Linked DNA regions of Homo sapiens: region 2 is linked to region 1. A link is a loop called in an ENCODE intact Hi-C map of the cell type or tissue named here. Cell type or tissue: PC-9. All regions are shown on one strand. Each heading gives the region's core, and the rest is flanking DNA. Links, peaks and the distances in the headings are about the cores only. Region 1 overlaps LOC124904876 (a long non-coding RNA gene). Region 2 has its middle 63 kb from the start of ZNF133.

Region 1 (10,941 bases), core at 1,531-9,530:
GATCCTTGCTGGAACCCATAAATCAATTCTAGAACTCTGGACTTTCAATTCACTGAATTAGTAATTTCTTTCTTAGTGTCTGTCTTTTTAAAGATGATCACTTTATAGTCAATAATAGCACAGATCCTTTTATTTCATTTTGTAAAGGCCCAGTTTCATTAGAAGCACAGAATGTCATGTGTACAAAAGAAGAAAACATTCTGATGAAAATTTTTATTTTTAACAATCTGTTTTCCAGCTGTCCAAACAACTAGTGGCCACCAGGGCACCCGCAGTCTCCTCCCTTGTGTCCCTGAAGCTCATCAAGAGTTGCTCAACAGCCCGCAGAACCACGTGCCTGTCTCATTGTCCTTATCTTCCCATTTCAAGGTTTGAACCAACCCTTGAGTACAGTCCTTACCGAGTCAGCCCTGAGTGCCTTAGGGAAAGAAGTGAGACCGGGCATATCCCCTGGGAGGGGAAACATGTTGCAGCACATCATGACAAAAATATCAAGACAGAAGTTTATAAAATGTGCTAGGAAAATCGAAGGAAGAGGGTGGGGGTGGGAAAACTTCAGAGAAGCAGCGACAACTTGTGCTGGACCTGAAGGATGAATAAGAGCTGCCAGAGGGGACGGGCGCGGTGGCTCACATCTGTAATCTCAGCATTATGGGAGGCTGAGGTGGGAGGAATGCTTGAGCCCAGCAGGTTGAGACTGCAGTGAGCCACGACTGAGCTACTGTACTCCATCCTGGCCAAAAGAGAGAGCCCTGTGTCATAAATAAATGAATAAATAAATAAATTTTTAAAAAAATGTTTGCCAGAGGAAGAACGTGGTGGTATTCAATCCATGAAGTACAGGAGGCTTGATGCCCATCATTTTGAGGGAATTCTAAAATTTTAAGTAGTGAAAAGTGGCAGGGAATACCGTGGGATAGGGAGGAGAAACAGAAAGGAGAGCAGTGAATAGTGGTTAAAACTAGTGGCAGGTTGGGGTAGACTGGAACAGAGTGGAGATTTGATCCTGAAGGCAGTAGGAAGCCACTAGAGGTTTATAAGCAGTGCGGGTAAATGGTCCCAGTTCTGTTCAGATAACAGGGGAGCAGAAAATTGAAAAGAGGTGAGGAGACTTGGGAATGGCTAAAACACTAGCTGAGAAGCCACTGCATTAGTCCCAGGGAGAAATGACGAGGGCCCAAGACTTCATCCAATGCTGAGGCAATGGGAACAGAGAGATCCCGACAGATGTCCACATGCAGAGCACGCAGCAGGTGGTGGAGACTGATGTGTGTCAGGTGAAGGGAAAGGAACTCTAAGAAGGTACTTAATCATTTGTGAAACTGAGAGAAGAGTCAGGAAGTCAATGGAGATGTGGGGACTACAGGAGGAGAAAGAGGTTTGGGAGGGAAAGGACGGGATGAGTTTGAGGCATGCTCAGCTTAAAGTGCCTAATGGTCAGTCTAGCAGAGATGTCTGCCTAGCATTAGAGAATGGATCTGGAGCTCCAGAAAACTGATATGGGATGGATCTTGTATTCTCTCACACAAGAAGACAAAGTTCAATTTTGATTCAAGAGATCACAGAACCATTGTAATTGCAAAACAATGGAGCAATACTCCTTCTATTGATGGATAAAAGCAGGAAAGCTAATCTGGCAGCTGAAAAAGATGGCCCAGTGCCAGGTCAGACTGAGACATTTTTTGGTTTTGTTTTAGGGGTTCTTTGTGTTTTGGAGGGAATTGCAATTTTATTTCCTTGTTTGTTGTGGTCATCTAGATATTAACTGTCTCCTCCCCCTCCCAAGGATGTACTCAATTCCTAGGATCTGGTATAGACTTACTAATCACTGGTATGCATCTTTTTGTCTGCCTGGAGGCGACAAGATTGTGTTTTGTCACACTGGTTACAAGGCGAAAGGGTAAAAAGAAGGCAATTAAAAATAAAGTTATAATATAAATTGTACTGCTTCTCTCTTTGAAGGACTTCATTAGACCTATTAGGAGAGCTGTTTGATATGGTTGAGCAGGGTGTGCACTGAATATTTGTAGAAATGAATATTTATTATAAAAAATTTCAGGTAGATGGCAGAAAAATACCTTAAGGAAGGGGGCATCTTTTTCTAATTTGCACAAAGATACTGTCTGGGCTACTAGAAACTCTCCCTGCTGAAGATGGTTGGCTGCTATGAAACATAACAGCAGTAACATACAGTCATGTGTCGCTTAATGACGGGGAAACATTCTGAGAAAAGTATCGTTAGGCAACTTTATTGTGCGAACATCATAGAGTGACTTACACAAACCTAGATGGCATCATAGAGTGACTTACACAAACCTAGATGGCATAGCCTACTACACACCCAGGCTGTATGGTAGAGCCTATTGCTCCTAGGCTACAAACCTGTACAGCCTGTTACTATACTGAAAACTGTAGGCAACTGTAACATAATGCTAAGTAGTTGTTTGTCTAAACATATCTAAACACAGCATTCATGTTTCTAAACATATCTAAACATAGAAAAGGTAGAGTGAATGTGCAGTATTTGTAATCGTATGGGACCACCGTCATATATGCAGTCAGGAAATGTCATTATGTGGTACATGACTGTATATTCATTTCACCCAGGAATTAGAAGGCTGAAAGGAAACACAATCCATTTTCCAGTTGCTGGAACCACACTAAGAATATCAGCCTGGAATTCAGTCTTTAGCCAGTTTGAATTGTGAACAAATACAATTCAAGATATAATAATCAGGCTTAAAATCTTGTTGTAGTCAAGTGCAATGCTCTTCTACCAAAAGAGAATGTGTAGCATCTCCAGTTTCTGCTTATATCTTGTGGAACTGGAAAAGAAAGCCAGAAGATATCCTGACTTACTCAGTTTTTTGCTAGGATTCATACATCAATTCCTTAAGTGGAAGATGTTCTCTTACATGAATGTGTAGCATCAAGAACATCACAAGTAAGATTTTAATGTGGTTATAATTCATTCCAAAGAGAGAAATACTACTCAAATCCATTACATCTGAACTTGTTTGTTTGCTTTTTAATGTATTTATTGTCTGCTGTAAGCTCCTGAGAAGACAGAGGCTCTATCTCATTTATTGCCAAATCCTTGTTCCTAGAACAGTAGAATAGCAGATGCTCAACAAACCTTTCTCTTGTTCTGGCTAAGCAAATTTATTTAGCCTTTTAACCCAAGATTTAAAAGGATTTAGTCAGAATGAAAAGAAATCAGGAACGGGACCAATTTAAGGTTATACTGATAATCACATCGGTAAGTATGGTGAAAATTTACTGAGCAATTACTGTGTGCGAGGCCACTGTTCTGATGGCTTAAATATGTGGACCCATTGAATCCCCACATGACCCACAGAACCTCATGCAGGTTAAGAAATTTCCGCCAGTTCAGCCAGAGGGTGAGTGGCAGAGCTTGCATTGAAACTTGGGCAGCCTCACTCTACAGCCTGTGCTGTTGCCCATAACAGGCGCTTTAGCTGCTGCGTTTGCCTGAATGCTAATAGCCTTCCACTCCCTTTATTACCTTGAGACTGAGCAGTGTGGACAAATGCAGGTAGCTTTCTTGTCCTTCTTTCAAGAATGTTGGGCCAGGCGCGGTGTCTCACGCCTGTAATCCCAACACTTTGGGAGGTCGAGGTGGGTGGATCACCTGAGGTCAGGAGTTTAAGAACAGCCTGGCCAACATGGCGAAACCCCGTCTCTACTGAAAATACAAAAATTAGCCGGGCATGATGGTGGGCGCCTGTAATCCCAGCTACTTGGAAGGTGGAGGCAGAAGAATCACTTGAACCTGGGAGGCAGAAGTTGCAGTGAGCGGAGATTGCGCCACTGCACTCCAGCCTGGCCGACAGAGGGAGACTCTCTGTCTCAGGAAAAGAAAGAAAGAAAGAAAGAATGTTGTACCTGTACATTTAACTTGTTCAACAGTCATTTTCCCAATTACTCCATTTTGCTAGTGGCAAAACTCCTGATAAGCAGATGTTCTGTCCCTGGGCAGTTTCCTTTGGAAACTACTTGGTGTATGGAAGCTTCACACCCTTAGTTAGCTCAAATATGGCTCCATGCATGCATTTCGAGGCCTGAGGATCCATTTCAGCCCACCATTTTGAAAATGCTCATACAATATTAGCTTCAATGGGGACAAGGGCTTTGTTTGGTTGACGCTATAAACAAACAGTAGTTGGCACCAAGTAGACCCTCGGAAAATATGGAATGAATGAATGAAGCCATGCCCTGAGAGCCCTGAGACAATACGTGACACGTCCATACCCCACCCCCTCCAGTCAACAAGAACGAGAATGGCTATATTACTTATCTGCATTTTATTTTAGAGCAGTAACTGACTATGGAATTACAATAGTGTCTTTTTTCCATCTTCTTCAATTATATCCATAGTTAAAATATAATTAAAATTTCAACCTCACAAGATTTGGAAAGATGCAAAGTCAGTGGCTTCCTCTGAGGCCTTAGCTACCCCTTGTCCAGGGAAAATGCTGGCCTCTGGACAACTGAATCCTGACGAGAACACTTGCGCCGGTCCTCTACCTGAATTGCCAAAAGGGCCCGCAGGGAAAGGAAGGAATCACCATGTTTAGGGCGCCCTCTTCTGTTCAAAGGGCTGAAGCCCGTGGAGCCAGGGCAAGGCTTTCAGCGGATGAGCATCTTGGAGCAAACGTCAGAGAACCACATACTTTCATTCCTGGAAAGGGCTTTAGAGATGACTAGTTCAAACTACACATTACACATGGGAAACTGAGGCCCAAAGGGGTCAAATGCCTCATCCACGGTCACACAATTGGTTAAATCTCGAAAGAGGAAGAAACCGGACTCCCTGGCCCAGACCCCTCAGTAACAAGAGGAAAATGAACTCGTAACTCCAGTCTCTTATGCCTTTGTAAAAATCAAGAAAAATTAATCACAAATCTATAGTGCCAATTTCTTACGATTTATACCTTCAACTTCCTGTAATGTCACTATTCACATTTTCAATACGTTAACAAAGGTTCCCCAAGCATAGATTTCCTTAAGAATCAAAGAGAGACTTGCCTCTATTTTTTTTTTTTTTTTTTTTTTTTTTTGAGACGGCGTCTTGCTCTGTCACCCAGGCTGGAGTGCAATGGCATGATCTCAGCTCACTGCAACCTCAGCCTCCCGGGTTCAAGCCATTCTCCTGCCTCAGCCTCCCGAGTAGCTGGGACTACAGGCACCCGCCACCAGGCCCAGCTAATTTTTATACTTTTAATAGAGACAGGGTTTCACCATGTTGGCCAGGATGATCTCGATCTCTTGACCTTGTGATCCGCCCGCCTTGGCCTCCCAAAGTGCTGAGATTACAGGCGTGAGCCACTGCGCCCAGCCGACTTGCCTCTATTTAGTCCAGCCATTCCTTTCATTATTTTTCTCCACAGGCCTCATATTTGAAGGTTTTTAGTCTACCAAGCAAGCCACACTTTTAGAGTAAAAATGCATTTTCTCATTTAAAAAAGTACAGAAACAATGACCATGTATGAGACGTTACGCTACTGATATTATCAAATGAAATTTAAAATGTGAAATGCTTGAAACAGTGATTGATACATTATAAATATGCCAGAGATGTTCGCTATTATAATTCTACAATAACAATCAACAGTAGAAAGAAAAAAAGTACTTTTGTTAGTCTGTGCAGCCCTATGCAAGATTAATGTATCATTTCAATTTGATATTTTGAAATACTAAAAATAATAGTGGAGTTCAAAGGTAATTCTGGGGATACCTGGAAGCCAAAGATCCCTAGGTTGGGGCCAACTGCTGTAACCCATTAATCTCCCAGCCTGGGGTGGGGGGCTTACTCTGCCCTTACATGGGATTGTGATGCTCTCTCATCTAGTGCGTTGATGTGGGTGCCTTTGTATGAAGGGTGTGTCCTTGGCAGTCCTTCAAGCCTTCTTGCTACTCCACTAAAACAAACATATCCTATAAACAAATTCTTACAGATAGATAGCTGGAGCCTAATAAGGATGTGTTGAATGTTTGCAACTCTTTGCTAAGACCACAGGCTTCTAAAAGGAAAAGAAAAAAAAAAGCTAATTCCATTTATGTGATGTTCTAGAACAGGAATCACTAATTTGGTGACTGCCTTTGAGGCAACAGAATTGAGTTTGACTGGGAAGGGGCATGAGGAAACCTTCCAGAATGGCGGGGATATTCTCATCTCGAGAAGGGTTTGGGTTTTATGGGTGTCTGCATTTGTCAAGATTCATCGAATAGTACACTTAAGATCTGTGCATTTTGTTGTATGTTTTAAATTTAAAAAAAAAAACCATTGACAAATACTGAACTCTAATGACATGTATGCTGAACGATTTAGGGGTGAACTGATGTCTGCAACTTTGAAATGCATCAAAAAAGTGGATGAACTGATGGATGGATAGAGGGATGACAGAAAATATAACAAAAGATATATAGTAAAAAATAACTATGGCGGGCATCTGGATATTCACTGTATGATTCTCTCAACTTTTTTTTTTTTTTTTTTTTTTTGAGACAGAGTCTCACTCTGTCACCCAGGCTGGAGTGCAGTGGCACGATATTGGCTCACTGCAACCTCCGCCTCCCGGGTTCAAGCGATTCTCCTGCCTCAGCCTCGCGAGTAACTGGGATTACAGGCGCCCACCACCACGCATGGCTAATTTTTGTATATTTAGTAGAGACAGGGTTTCACCATTTTGGCCAGGCTAGTCTTGAACTCCTGAACTTGTGATCCACCCGCCTCAGCCTCCCAAAGTGCTAGGATTACAGGCGTGAGCCACCACGCCCGGCCATTCTCTCAACTTTTATATTAGAAAATTGTCACGATATGTTGGAATGAAAACAATTAAGGTAGATGTAATCATTTATTACCTTTAAACATGTTATGCCAACTTATTCAATGTTCAAGCTTCTGCTTTGTAAAAGGACATTTTTAACAGTTCTAACCAAAGAAGGCTGCAGAGTGGAAAGCTAATACCTTGGTGGTACTCTTCTCCACCAACATGGCTGGATGGTAATTACCTGTGACACATCCTTCCCTTTAGACTCTGTGCTGCTGGAGGGCAGGGAGCATGAGGCATTCATTTCATGAGCCATGTGTTTGTGGTGGGCACTTAATTAAGATGTGGTAAGAGCAGAGTTTCTGAGTCAGAAGGGTTCAGATTTGAGTTCTGCAACTTACTGGCTGCATGACCTTAGGCAACGTACTCACTAACACAGAGCTTCCATGTCCTGTCCGTAAAAAGGAAGTCATCTCCATTTGGCTGTCTGGAGGGCTCAGTGAGGTGATGTGACTAAAGCACAGTATCTGGCTCCTGAAAAGAACTTCAAAAATAGTAGCCTGTGCCTGAGACTGAGGCAGACCTGGATCTTTGGGCCCTAACAGAACTACTGGAGGACAAATTCCCAAAGGAATCACTAAATGATGGCTATTTCATTTCATCAAGACTGAGGTATCATGTCAACCCATTTCTAGGACAAAACTTCAGCTGCTGTCTTGGTCTGCTTTATCCACACCTGACCTGTCACTTACAATGTACATTCTGAGGACCAACATCTCCAAACATTGTCCTGGGGCAGGAGCATCCTCCTTACTAGAAAGCTCAGGGCCTCTGAATCAGAATCTGCATCACAACAAGATCCCCAGAATACTGAAGTTTGAGAAGCTCTGGTCTACATTAGATGGTTTTCTAATGGCTCCCTGTTGCCACTGATAATAAAGCTCTCTTGTCTTTACCAGAGCTACAAGTCATCCCTGACTCTCTTCGTCTTCCTTATTGCCCTTAATTTCTTCATTCTTTAGGATCTGCCCTCAGTGCTACTGGTTTTATTGTCATTAAAAAATATTAACGCAATGCTCAGACTTCCTCAATTATGAATATGGTAAAAAAAATTAACTTATGGACAATCTATTCTAAAAATACTAAATATATGGACACGTGGATGCAGCACTGTAGTCCTCCTTATTCACAGTTCCACTTTCTGAGGTTTCAGTTACCCAGGGGCAACCACGGTCTGAAAATAGGCGAGTACAGTACGATAAGATATTTCGGGAGACCACATCCACGCAACTTTTGTTACAGTATATTGTTATAGTTGTTCTACTTTATTATTAGTTATGAATCTCTTACTGTGCCTAATTTATAAATTAAACCATATCTTCAGTTTTTTTGTATAGCAAAAAACATATGTACAGTATGTGGGATTTGGTACTATCCAAGGTTTCAGGCAACCAGTCTTGAATGTAACCCCCCATGGATGGCAGGGGAGGGGAACTACCATATTTAAATTTTTAAAAATTGATAAGGTTTCTTTTCTCAGCTGGTAGGTTTTGTGTTGTTATGATTTTATAAGCTCAGCCACATGCAAAATCGAGTCAAGACACCTTGGCCAGGCAGGTGAGGAAGCTTATGTAGCCCCAACCTTGCCTTCTGCCACTCTGCACCCCATATTCCCTTCTCCAAGCTCTCACAGCTCTCTGCACCTCTGAATAGCTCTGGTGACACTAGGATCAGTGATTTGCCTGTCCTTCTCTCACTGCTACCTGAATACTGTATTTTCTTTCATAAAATAGCATCCTACCTGAATGCCTAGTGCTGACTGGAAAATATGGAGGGAGTGTTGGCATTGGAAATTACAGCTTTGTAACTATTAGGGTAAAAACTAGTCTAGGCAAGAATCATTAATGGATGCACAGTCTTAAATTGTCTCCTCAGAGATGGTCTTAGAAACGAAAAAAATAGTAACTGTACAAGGCAGAAATCAGGCACTACCAAATGTGATATCCCTCACACAACCCCCAAATAAAACATTCAGCTACCAAAAAGGAGGACCCTGTTCTTAAAAGACAGAAAAACAAACCCTAAGAAAAATATTCCAGGTTAAAGGATACTAGAATCATGACAACTAAACCTAATCCTAGGCTGGATCCCATACTAGAACGCAAAAAAAAAAAAAAGTTATAAAACACATTATCAAGTCAATTGTCAAATTAGAATACCGATGATAGGTTATTAAAAGTACTGCATCAGTGTTACATGTACTGCACCTGCAACTTTGTTACGTTTGAAATTATTTTCAAATAAAAGGTTTAAAATTTACAAAAAAGTATTTCTTTCTAAATTAAAAAAATAACCATTTCAATATATAAAAATAAAAATATATTTAAATATAAAAATAAACTACCCAAAGGCATGTTTCTTTAAACAGGTAAATCACGCTATCAGTAAAAAAAAAAAAGTGCAATAGAGCAGCCGGGTGCGGTGGCTCACACCTGTAATCCCAGCACTTTGGGAGGCTGAGCTGGGTCAATCACCTGAGGTCAGGAGTTTGAGACCAGCCTGGCCAACATGGTGAAACTCTGTCTCTACTAAAAACACACAAAAAAATTAGCCAGGCATGGTGGTAGGTGCCTGTAATCCCAGCTACTCGGGAGGCTGAGGCAGGAGAATTGCTTGAACCTGGGTGGCAGAGGTTGCAGTGAGCCGAGATTGTGCCATTGCACTCCAGCCTGGTCAATAAGAGCAAAACTCTGTCTCAAACAAAACAAAACAAAACAAAAAAACAAAAAAAAAAACTGCAATAGAGCTTGTGAGAAGCTGCCAGGAACAAGGTGAAATGGAACATACATTGGAGGAGAATAAGGAAGCAGCAATAATGAATCCTGGCCAACAGGTACTGAGCCCCAAATCGCTTCACAAGTATTATCACAGTTTCACTGCTTTCCAATGTATTCATTTATGCCTTTGTGTTTCTTTTTGCTATATTTTTTCAAGCTTGGGTTGAAGACTTTGTTTCCTTACCTCTTAAATTTTTTATTTCAATGATAAAGTCATTAAATACAATGGATTTGCTATGATCAGAATTTTGGTTTTCATACATAGTATTCTTGTTTTGTTTCTAATGTAAAACAAAAACTACCAAGGCTTAAGAAAAGAAGTGAAAAGGTTGAGTTACTACACACACCACTGAAAAAGTTTCACAAGTTGTTCACTGAGGGGGAAATTTCAGTGTTTTTAAATGTTAGGAGGTAGAGTTTCATTGTGGCTGTGTTCATTATGGATTAAAAACTAGCACTCTGGATAGGTCAGAATGAATCCATAGTACTGTTACATAATTGGTTTAAAAGGTTCTATTTTTCAGAGGTCAGGAAAAATTATTGAGTTACAGCCAAGTAGTTTTGCCCTACTAGGGTCACTCAAAGTTTAGAGTTCTTAACAGATATAGCTGAGGGGAGATGGCATTGCTTTATTATTTTCTAAGCAGGTGCTGCTGTAAATGGAATCTTTTCCTTTTACTGTCTCTTCTTTTGCTCTTTTCTTTGCCTAAAATGATTGGATGACCACACAAATATTAGCCAAGTTATCAGGTTTCCAGTTCTACATCTCCATGTTGTTTTTTGTATCATTCTCACATGATTTGTTTCTATCAGAGTCACTTCAATTTCTTTTTGATACAGAATCATCTGTGGTTAGAACTGATGAGTTGGTAGCTCTGCCAAAGTATTAATACCCTGTTAACAACATACTTGACAGCAGCAACAATTAGGAACAAAGACAAAAATAGTATAACTAAAATTTGCAGCGACTCCTTAAACCAACTTCCTACTTGGCCAAACCAAGCAATAAAGAAAATCCAACAGCTGAATGTATCCTTTCTGGGACAACAAATCGGCCTGTTTTCTGAACTTTATTATTCAGAAGCAGGTATTCAAATACAATCAGAAGTGACAGCCAGCACACAAATGCCACCTTGTTTGGTCCATAAATATCCCAAGGCAATGCCTTTGTATAACATCTTTGCAGCAAATGATGTAAAGCTCTTCTGCTGAGTTTGTATAGTAGACGCAGATTACACATGCAGTAATTGCCATTGTAAGGGACAGGCTTCAAGTGTATCTTACTAAATTCAGGCACTCAGAACCAAGAG
Region 2 (10,941 bases), core at 1,897-9,896, 52 kb before region 1:
AGAGTGCTATAGCCACGTGTGTCAGACTGTCACTCTCCATCACCCTCTCTGTGCGCTCCTCTGACTCTCTAAGGGGCCAGCTTGACCCCAGCCCTGGACAGGGCCCACAAGGAGTCATAAGACAAGATGGAATTGGTGGCAGAGGTTCCAGTGAACCCAGATCGACCCATCACACTCCAGCCTGGGCCACAGAGTGAGACCTGTCTCAAAAAAAAAGATTGTTGTTGAGGCTGAACACAGTGGCTCACGCCTGTAATCCCCCCACTTTGCGAGGTCAAGGTGGGATCACTTGAGGCCAGGAGTTTGAGACCAGCATGGGCAACATAGTGGAGCCCCATCTCTACAAAAATTTTAAAATTGCCCAAAACCCAAGGTGGCGGCGTGGCCATCACTGGCCAGGATCACGGGCACAGTCCTGCGCTCTGTGGTGGCTCCTCACAGCCCTGCTCCAGACTCCCGTGCAGGCATCTAGTGGGACACGGCAAACTCAGGCTGCAAGGACATCCGGGCCCAGATGAGGAGAGTTTTCTGTGCTTCCCCTACGACAGCAACCTGCTGACTGAGAGATCCACCTCCAAAACCCCTCGGTGGTGTTCTTCTACATGGCCCGCCTGCAGGCAAGAAGTGATGGAATTTATGTTGTCATGGAAGTTAATGTTTCAACTCAAGAAGAGAAATAACCTATCGACATTATCTGATGACAAATTACAAGAGTGTTTCCCATCCCCACAGTATAAAAAGGTTATTTGCATAGGTGCAAAAGAAAATGGTTTGCCACTGGAGTACAAAAAGAAGTTAAAAGCTGTGGGACCAAATGACCGTACAGGAAAGGTCTCAGAAGAAATTGAAGACATCATCAAAAAGGAATCACGAACTCATTAGAACATAACAGAATATATCTAAGGATATTCCATGTACTAATGTAAAATACCATTTGAAAACAGGGATCTGGAGGATCTCCATGTTTGATCCATCTTCAACCGTGCTCTGAAGAAATATCGCACGTGGGTGATTCTTGTTTTCAGACTATAAAAATAAACTGGTTTAGGAGTTAAGCAATGTTATAAAAGAGGGTGATTACCTAGCACTTTGGGAGGCCGAGGTGGGCGGATCACTTGAGGTTAGCAGTTCGAGACCAGCCTGGCCAACATGGTGAAACTCCATCTCCACGAAAAATACAAAAATTAGCCAGGTGTGGTGGCACATGCCTGTAATCCCAGCTACTCAGGAGTCTGAGGCAGGAAAATCGCTTGAGGCAGAGGTTGCAGTGAGCCGAGATTGTACCACTGCACTCCAGCCTGTGCGACAGAGTGAGACTCTGTCTCAAAAACAAAAAACAAAAAAACAGAAACAAAAACAAAAAAAGAGGACGATGAGGCCCTGGAATGTGTGACAAATGCATGTGAGTACCCCTTCGGTAAACACTTGAAGCTATTATTCTCTTGAGTTGATCTTCAGTGTTTCCTTGTTCTGGCAAAGGATAGATTTGCAGCTTGCTTGATGATGATACTGATGGTGCTGGTAAATTGCTCTGCTCTGGGTTTTAAAAAAATCAGCTTAATGAGAGTAAGTAATCTGCAGACAATTGATAATAACATTTTGAAACTGGAAAGATGGTATACTGTTTTTAGAGGAATAAATCTATTTGTGGTTAAAAAAATAAATAAAATTAGCCAGGTGTGGTGGTGGCGTGCATCTGTACTCCCACATACTCAGGAGGCTAAGGTGGGAGGATGGCTTGAGCCCAGGAATTCAAAGCTGCAATGAACTATGAATGCACCACTGCATTCCAGCCTGAATGACAGACAGAGACTCTGTGTCTAAAAAAAACCCCAAAAGCCAAAACAAAATAAAAAAAATGTTTGTTGAATGCATAATAACTTTTGATACTTTCCCTCAAAATGCAAGTTAGGAAATGAAGACACAGAACATCCCTCCCTCTGTTTCTCCTGAGTGCATTCAGTGCATCCCCTCAGTCTATCCTGTGCATCTGATTTATTTGAGAGGCTCTGCTCTGGGTGGCCCCACTGAAGACAGAGCATTTACCCCACTCAGAGTTTTCAAAAAGTTTTCATATGCACTTTCCCATTTGATATTCACAACCTCCCTGTGAGGGCCCATGTATCTATCCCCATCTCATAGACATTCATTGGACCTTGCTGGGAACATAGCCAGGAACCAACAAATGTTAATTACTCTTATTTTTCATGTCTTCTTTCCCATGTCTTCAATTGCCAAGCTACATTAATTAAATTTTTGCCTGTGACACTTTGTGCAATGAAACAAAGGTTGTAAATATAAATCAATTAATATTTGTTAGACACTTACAGGCTTGCAATGCCCCAGCCACCATATAATAGATACCAATCAGTAAATAAATAAATAAATAAGGAAGAAAGGGCAGCTTTTGCTTATGGAAGAATTATAATTAATATGTGTAGAAGGAATGAGGAAAATAGAAAATCACTGAGAAAAGCACAGTAATAATTGTTGGACTCACCAATGAATTCTAAAAGTATTCAGCAAAAGTTTGAGGAAAAACAGGATATTTGCAGACTCAAGTGTGTTCCCCAAAATGTTTATTAATTACAAAGAGAAATATAGTAATTTCAGAGCAGACAAATCCAAGCAGATCAGGGAGACATGACTACAAAGTTTAGTTTACTTTATATAAAACAAATAGGTTAAAGAAATATCAGCAAACATTTTTGTCAGTTTTTCCCCAAATCAGATGTTTCACAGATGTGCCATCTGATTGTAGGGAGCACTTATAAGCCCCAAAAATATTGTACCAATGAGGTGAGTGATAATTCCCATTCTTACTGAATTTCTTCTTGCCTGCCGGCTGGCTTCTCTAAGGTTTAGCCAGTTTTTTATTTTATGCTGTGTAATTTCTCCTTTACATAGATTATATGGAAACATCTCCATACAGTGAAGAATCATAAATTCCTGTTTCAGTAAACTCCAAATTAATAACTTCTAAAGATTTTATTTACCTGACAATTGAATATAATTCAGCCTGATATTGACTTCATAAACATCATCATGGATAGTAGAGAAAACATGCTATCAGAGAAATTAAACTGTTTTCACAATCCTGGGTTTGAAGCTCACTGACCTGAGCAATTGCCTAGAAAATCTGAGATTCTAAATTTTAAATTTAATCAAATATTTTATGAAACCATAAGAACGCAAGAAAAAGGGGATACTGAGAAGCAAAAATCAAATGAAACAAAAAAAAGCAAATAGCAAAATAGCAGCAACTCAAACTATATTAATAATCACATCAAATATAAATGGACTAAATAGTCAAAAGGCAGAGATTATCAAACTAGTTATAAAAGTAAGAGCTAACTATATACTGTCTATTAGAGATGCAATTTAAGGTTAACCAACCCACATGGCTGAATGTCCTTACTTGGGAAAGAATATCCTAGAATGGCCACATCTTGGGAACTGAGGGACACATTATCAAAATTGAGCAGATTTCTGTAAAAGTAAAGGGATTCAAGGGAAGGGGACCTACACTTTACCTCTTGATGGGAGGAGAATCAAAAAATTTGTGGCCATTGAAAAAAACTGTTACAAGGGTAAAACTACCTATGTATACATTGGTTATGAGGATTAGAATTGAACGTAATGCATGTATTGGACACATGAACGAGAGGTTACTAGTATAATTATTATGGCTGTTAAAATAGTGAATGATTGGAATGCAGTCTGGTCAGGTTGTTTTTTTAGCTTTAACCATCAGAACTTCAATATCATGTGGCATCTCAGCAGGAGATGTTCAGTAGCTTATTGCCTTGGGTCAGGTGCCCCAGAAGCAGACTCTTAATTGCAGAGTTGAATGTAAGCGACTCATTAAGGACATGCTCACAGGAAGGCTGATGTGGAAGTAGGGATGGGCAAAGCAAATGTATGCTTTCAGGCAAAGTCCTGTGGCTCCAGCGTGATCCTACAGGGGAACTCAGGAGTGTGAGTTATGCCTCAGAGTTTCCCTGACTCCAAGCAAAGGAAGTGGGCTGTCACACGCCTGCATCCTTCAGACTTTGGCCATGAACTGCCCCAGATAGAGGATATAAACTCACAGGCACTTCTAGCAACCTGAGTGTGGAAAAAGTGGCTCCAGTAGCCCGAGAAAAGACTTCCAAGAAGAGTCTCTGGTGTGAGTCGTGGGGTGCATACTCAAGGGAGTACAGACAAAACAGTTAAAGGGATCTGCAAGGGTCTGGCCAGAGCCCTGGCAGTGTCTACTGCACTTATTAATATTTATTATGCTGAATAGACATTAGGTTGGAGACTCTCAGCTAACACCCAGCTTGCCTGCTACAGGGCAGGGTCTTCTTTCATGTTTGTTAGGAAAGAAATCTAACATCTTGACGGGCCACCATGTGTGAGGCCACACAATAAACAATTTAAAAAACACGACCTCATTCACTCTTTAGATGGCCTTAGGAAGAGAGTTTCATATCCTTCTTTGAAGGATGAAGAATGCTCTAGAGAGACTTAGGATCTTGCCCAACGTCAAGTAGATAATAAATGGCGAAGCTGAGATTTGTACGCATGTGTGTCTGGCTCCCTGGCTGTTTCCTGAGAACTTGCTTGGGAAATAGAAAACCTTTATGAAATCCTCAGAGACCCTGAAAATTGTCTTCTCAAAATAATTTTACAACAAACTACAGTGAACCTATGTCCATTGCTGCTGTGTTCATTTTCTAGAGCTGCCATAACAACAAACTGGGTGGCCGAAAACGATGGAAATTTGTTTTCTCACAGTTCTGGAGGCCAGGAGTCCAAAACCCAAGGTGTTGGCACAGCCGTGCTCCCTCTGAGGGTGCTAGGGAAGGAAATGCTCCAGGCCTCTCTCCCGGCTTCTGGAAGCCTTAGTCTTTCTGGGGCAGTAGCTGCTTCACGTGATCCTCTGTAATCACACAGCGTTCTCCCTGTGTCTCCACACCATTGCCCTCTGCATGTATGTTCAAATTTGCCTTTTTTACAAGGGTACCAGTGACCCCATCTTAACTTAGCTAAATCTGCAAAGATTCTATTTCCAAGTAAGCTCACAATCTGAGATACTAGAGATAGGATTTCAACATATGTTTTTTGAGGAATACAATTCAACCCATAGCAGCTGCCCACAAGAGACCATGTCTCTAAATAAATAAACAAAACAACAAAACAATGCTTTCTTTACAGAAATCTCTCTCAGTGGCTGGGAAGACAGTATACCAAAAGCCCAGGTTTAACTTGATTTGATGGGTGATCCTAGGAATTTTTGTTCTTTGTATGCAACTTCCTATTGGCTAATAGGACCCAAAAAAAATCCATTTCAGGGACTCAGAGGGTAGGCGGTGTCTGTGTATCAGCCTGGCCTTATGCCCCCTCGGAGCCCCAGGCTGACTCATGGCAGGGTTCTCTCAGCTCAGCCCTCGTGCTTTCTTTGTTTCTCTTGTTGTTGAGCACAGCCTGGTTTTCCTGCCGGCTCCCACAGAGAGTGTGCCCTGTCCCACATCTCTGACGAGCTGACAATACAGAGCTGCAGGCTGGAGCCCCTGAGGACTGAGAGTATACTGACCTCTAACTTCTTCACCCTTGTCTGCAAGAAAAGAAAGCCTCTGAGCTGCAGGGTGGCAGGTCCTGGCTGTGTCATGATTCTTGAATCACAGATGTTTTTCTTGGCTGAATGCCGGGGCCAAACTATCCAGGGAACACTGGTGGGGCAGGGAAAAAAAAGAAGAAAGCCCTAAGTTTGTTTTCTTTGCTGTCTTTTTCATCCAGATTTAAACAGTGTCAAGGCTAAGACTGAGCAGATCTAGGGACAAACAGCAACAACCACCATCTGGAAAATCAGCGGGCAAGGTGCTCTGGCTAGGCCAGCAGGCACAGCAGCCCTTCAGAGGTGGTGACATTTGACTCTCGGCATAATCCCCCGTGTCCTGCCATTCTTTTGCTTACCTTTCCCATTCTGGGGTCTGCACTAAGGTCTGGAATTGAGAGCTGCTATATAGGACCTGATGTTAGCAGGCGTGTGCCCCAACTGTTTTCTCCAGTATCCTAAAAGAAGAGAAACCCCAAGCCAGCTACATGGATAATTCTTCTCTGGCCAAGAAAGAAAAATGCTCGCATGGATTATGCATTTTCAGAAGGAACCGTGCATTCTCAGAAGGGTGTTTTTCCTTTGCCAAGCTCTGTGCTGGGTTTTTCCTGTGCTGGGCTCAGACAGTGTTTGGCACAGAGTAGTCATTCATTTCACAAGTATGTATTGAGCACGTGTGATGTATTGTTCTAGGTGTTACTTAAATGGACAAAAGAGTAAAATAAAACCATAGTATCTAAACTAATTACAGAGTTTCTAAATGTTGGTGACATAGAGGCCTGGGACATTATTTTAGCTCTGTCATGTAGAGATCAATAGTGATAATTTGTTTTGTTCATGATTAATTAGACAGCAATATCATTGATGCTTCTATTCCAGAGCTGAGGCACCTTATGGTGCCAGTAAGGAGGGAAATGCCAGGAAAAAAAGGGTGAGGACAGTCAAAGGGCACAGGAATCAACCTGAAAGAGCTCCTAATGGCCAAAGCTGAAGCAATTTAAGACTTAAAAAAAGTAATGTTGGATTATAACCATAGAATAAACATCCATGAGTCCATACTGATACCAGTAAGTTTTTAAAAATCAGTAAATAAATAAATAAGGAAGAAAGAGCAGCTTTTGCTTATGTGTAGAAGGAATGAGGAAAATAGAAAATCACTGAGAAAAGCACAATAATAATTGTTGGACTCACCAATGAATTCTAAAACTATTCAGCAAAAGTTTGAGGACAAACAGGATATTTGCAGACTCAAGTATGTCCCCCAAAATGTTTATTAATTACAAAGAGAAATATAGTAATTTCAGAGCAGGCAAATCCAAGAGACACCACCTTAACTAGGTGATCAAAGATACTGAGAAGTGACAGCGTGCTGGCAGCCCTCACAGCCCTCGCTCGCTCTGGGTGCCTCCTCGGCCTTGGCACCCACTCTGGCCCTGCTTGAGGAGCCCTTCAGCCCGCCACTGCACTGTGGGAGCCCCTTTCTGGGCTGGCCAAGGCCAGAGCTGGCTCCCTCAGCTTGCAGGGGAGTGTGGAGGGAGAGACGCGAGCTGGAACCAGGGCTGCGCACGGTGCTGGCGGGCCAGCTGGAGTTCCGGGTGGGCGTGGGCTTGGCGGGCCCCGCACTTGGAGCAGCCAGTCGGCGCTGCCGGCTCCGGGCAATGAGGGGCTTAGAACCCAGGCCAATGGCTGCGGAGGGTATGTTGGGTCCCCCAGCAGTGCCGGCCCACCGGCACTGCGCTCGATTTCTCACCGGGCCTTAGCTGCCTCCCTGCGGGGCAGGGCTCAGGACCTGCAGTCCACCATGCCTGAGCCTCCTCCTCCTCCGTGGGCTCCTGTGCGGCCTGAGCCTCCCCGACGAGCGTGGCCCCCCGCTCCACAGCGCCCAGTCCCATCGACCACCCAAGGGCTGAGGAGTGCAGGCGCACGGCGCGGGACTGGCAGGCAGCTCCACCTGCTGCCCTGGTGCTGGATCCACTGGGTGAAGCCAGCTGGGCTCCTGAGTCTGGTGGGGACTTGGAGAACTTTTATGTCTAGCCAAGGGATTGTAAATACACCAATGGGCACTCTGTATCTAGCTCAAGGTTTGTGAATGCACCAATCAGCACCCTGTGTCTAGCTCAGGGTTTGTGAATGCACCAATCAACACTCTGTATCTAGCTATTCGGGTGGGGACTTGGAGAACCTTTGTATGGACACTCTGTATCTAGCTAATCTAGTGGGGACGTGGAGAACCTTTGTGTCTAGCTCAGGGATTGTAAATGCACCAATCAGCACCCTGTCAAAACAGACCACTGGGCTCTCTGTAAAATGGACCAATCAGCAGGATGTGGGTAGGGCCAGATAAGAGAATAAAAGCAGGCTGCCAGAGCCAGCAGTGGCAACCTGCTCGGGTCTCCTTCCACGCTGTGGAAGCTTTGTTCTTTCGCTTTTCGCAAATCCTGCTGCTGCTGCTCACTCTTTGGGTCTGCACTACCTTTATGAGCTGTAACATACGCCGTGAAGGTCTGCAGCTTCACCCCTGAAGCCAGCGAGATCGCAAACCCACCGGGGGGAGCGAACAACTCCAGACGCGCGCCCTTAAGAGCTGTAACACTCACTGCGAAGGGCTGCAGCTTCACTCCTGAGCCAGCGAGACCACGAACCCACCAGAAGGAAGAAACTACGAACACATCCGAACATCAGAAGGAACAAACTCTGGACACGCCGCCTTTAAGAACTGTAGCACTCACCACGAGGGTCCGCGGCTTCATTCTTAAAGTCAGTGAGACCAAGAACCCACCAATTCCGGACACAATGCCATCACCAGTAAGAAGATACATCAACATGATGTTCCCTCAGTAGGATGCAGGGAGAAGGAACAATGCCACCTGTGGTTTCCTGCCCAAAATGAATAGACTCCATCTAACGCCGAGACACACCCACGTTGAGAGATATTCTACGAAATCAGTGACCAGTACTTTTCAACAGTGGCAAAGTCATGAATGACAAGGGAAGACTGAGGGACTGTCACAGGTTTTAGGAGATTAAGGAGACATGACATCTATATGTGATAGTGGGAAAACTGTTGAAGCCCAAATAAAGTCTGCAGCTATGTTAATAGTATAGTACCCATGTCCATTTAGAATTTTTTTTTTTTTTTTTTTTTTTTTTTTTGAGACTTGAGACTCTCTCCATCACCCAGGCTGGAGTGCAGTAGGGCGATCTCGGCTCAGTGCAAGCTCCGCCTCCCAGGTTCACGCCATTCTCCTTCCTTAGCACCCCCTTCCCTCTTCCCCACCCCCCCACCCCCGCCATCAACTGGGACTACAGGCACCCGCCACCACGCCCAGCTAATTTTTTGTGTTTTTAGTAGAGACGGGGTTTCACTGTGTTAGCCAGGATGGTCTCGATCTCCTGACCTTGTGATCCGCCCGCCTTGGCCTCCAAAAGTGCTGGGATTACAGGCGTGAGCCACCGCGCCCAGCCTAGAAAAAAATTTTTTATAGTAAATAATCAAACAAGAATGTACATTTCTTAATTTTAATGTGGTTATACCAGATGTTGATATTGGGGGTAAAGGAGAACTCTACTATCTGCAACTTTTCTGTGAGCCTAAAACTGTTCTTTTTAAAAGCAAGAATACATTTGACGCTCAGTGCAGTGTCTCACACCTGTAATCCCAGCAGTTTGGAAGGGCGAGGGAGGCAGATCACCTGAGGTCAGGAGCCTAGCCAACATTATGAAACCCTGTCTCTACTAAAAATATAAAAACCAGCTGGACATGGTGGCAGGCACCTGCAGTCCTAGCTACTCTGGAGACTGAGGCAGGAGAATCCCTTGAACCCAGGAGATGGAGGTTGCAGTGAGCCGAGATCACTGTGCACTCTGCACTTAACTTTTTCAGAACAAAATACTGTATAAGCCACACTACCCCATACAAAGAACTGTAATTATTTGTAATTCTTATGAACTAGGTATTCATTTGTACAAATCTGGAAAGCCAGTGGGCGACAGAGTGAGACTCCGTCTCAAAAAAAACAAACAAAAAAAGGATACATTTGAAATCAGGTCTATTTTAGATTCCATAGAAAAAGATTTACTTTTAAAGATTCAGAATGGCCGGGTGTGGTGGCTCACACCTGTAATCCCAGCACTTTGGGAGGCCGAGGCAGCCAGATCATGAGGTCAGGAGATCGAGACCATCCTAGCTAACACGGTGAAACCTCGTCTCTACTAAAAGTACAAAAAATTAGCCAGGTGTGGTGGCGGGCGCCTGTAGTCCCAGCTACTCGGGAGACTGAGGCAGGAGAATGGCGTGAACCCAGGAGGCGGAGGTTGCAGTGAGCGGAGGTTGCAGTGAGCCAAGATTGTGCCACTGCACTCCAGCCTGGGCAACAGAGCAAGACTCCCTCTCAAAAAAAAAAAAAAAAAGATTCAGAATGGGCTGGGCGTGGTGGCTCACGCCTGTAATCCCAGCACTTTGGGAGGCCGAGGTGGCAGATCACCTGAGGACCAGCCTGGCTAACATGGTGAAACCCTGTCTCTACTAAAAATACAAAAATTAGCCAGGCATGGCGGCACCCACCTGTAATCTCAGCTACTCAGAAGGCTGAGGCAGGATAATCACTTGAACCTGGGAGGCGGACGTTGCAGTGAGCGGAGATCATGCCATTGCACTCCGGCCTGGGCGACAGAGAGAGACTCCGTCTCAGGAAAAAAAATAAAAAACAAAGATTCAGAATGATCTGGTTTTATAAAGCATGTGTTTATCATGAACTTGGTGTATTTAAGAGCGTAAACCCGTGTGTCTGTGAAAGGCTAAACCGGCTGTCAAGGTAACTGAGCCTTTGTTCTTGCTTTGCCCCTTTCTGACTCAGCATTACCAGGTCATCTTGGCTTTCCAGATTTGTACAAATGAATACCTAGTTCATAAGTATTACAAATGATTACAATTCTTTGTATGGGGGTAATGTGGCTTATACAGTATTTTGTTCTGAAAAACAAAGTAATACAAAAACTAGTCAGTGGTGTGAATTTTGTTTACCTGAAATCAGATGTCATGTTGATCACGTAACTTCTTCTGGCCTAACATTGACGCATTGATATCCTCAGACCAGGTCCAGAGAGGCCACTTCCCATAATACCAGGCTTTCATTACTGGCACCAAATTGGTGGGGAGAAAAAAGAAAGAAGGGATTTCTTTCTACTAAATAAACTCTTAGGACCTTCTGAGAGAAAGGATCAAATCTCAGGTAACCAGAAAGGTCACTGTGATTATGAAAATCATAGCAACCAATGGTTAAGCAGAAATGTAGATGACGCCATTTCTATTGTATCCATGTAACTACTGAGAAGAGTTAAAT

What was found. Peaks named below come from ENCODE experiments on the same cell type or tissue, not always from the same donor. Only the 100,000 strongest peaks of a DNase experiment are listed, where the experiment ranks them.
Region 2: a loop joins it to region 1, with 6 times the contacts of the local background. A loop is called at or near these places in 3 of 110 quality-filtered maps.

The regions. Positions count from the first base shown.
Region 1 is chr20:18,272,318-18,283,258 of GRCh38, forward strand. It overlaps LOC124904876 (a long non-coding RNA gene), which reads left to right. Exons shown (of 3, transcript XR_007067544.1): 2 at 239-369; 3 at 7,490-7,754. Among named protein-coding and RNA genes, the nearest start is that of ZNF133, 11 kb to the right of the region's middle. In PC-9, for the core only: CTCF peaks have their summits at 4,615 (motif pointing left) and 4,818; a DNase peak (open chromatin) is centred at 4,614.
Region 2 is chr20:18,219,632-18,230,572 of GRCh38, forward strand. It overlaps the pseudogene GGCTP2. Among named protein-coding and RNA genes, the nearest start is that of ZNF133, 63 kb to the right of the region's middle. RefSeq lists an enhancer at 5,680-6,179. In PC-9, for the core only: no CTCF peak of the experiment used is centred there; DNase peaks (open chromatin) are centred at 3,840 and 5,480; H3K4me3 peaks cover 883 bases; H3K27ac peaks cover 2,459 bases.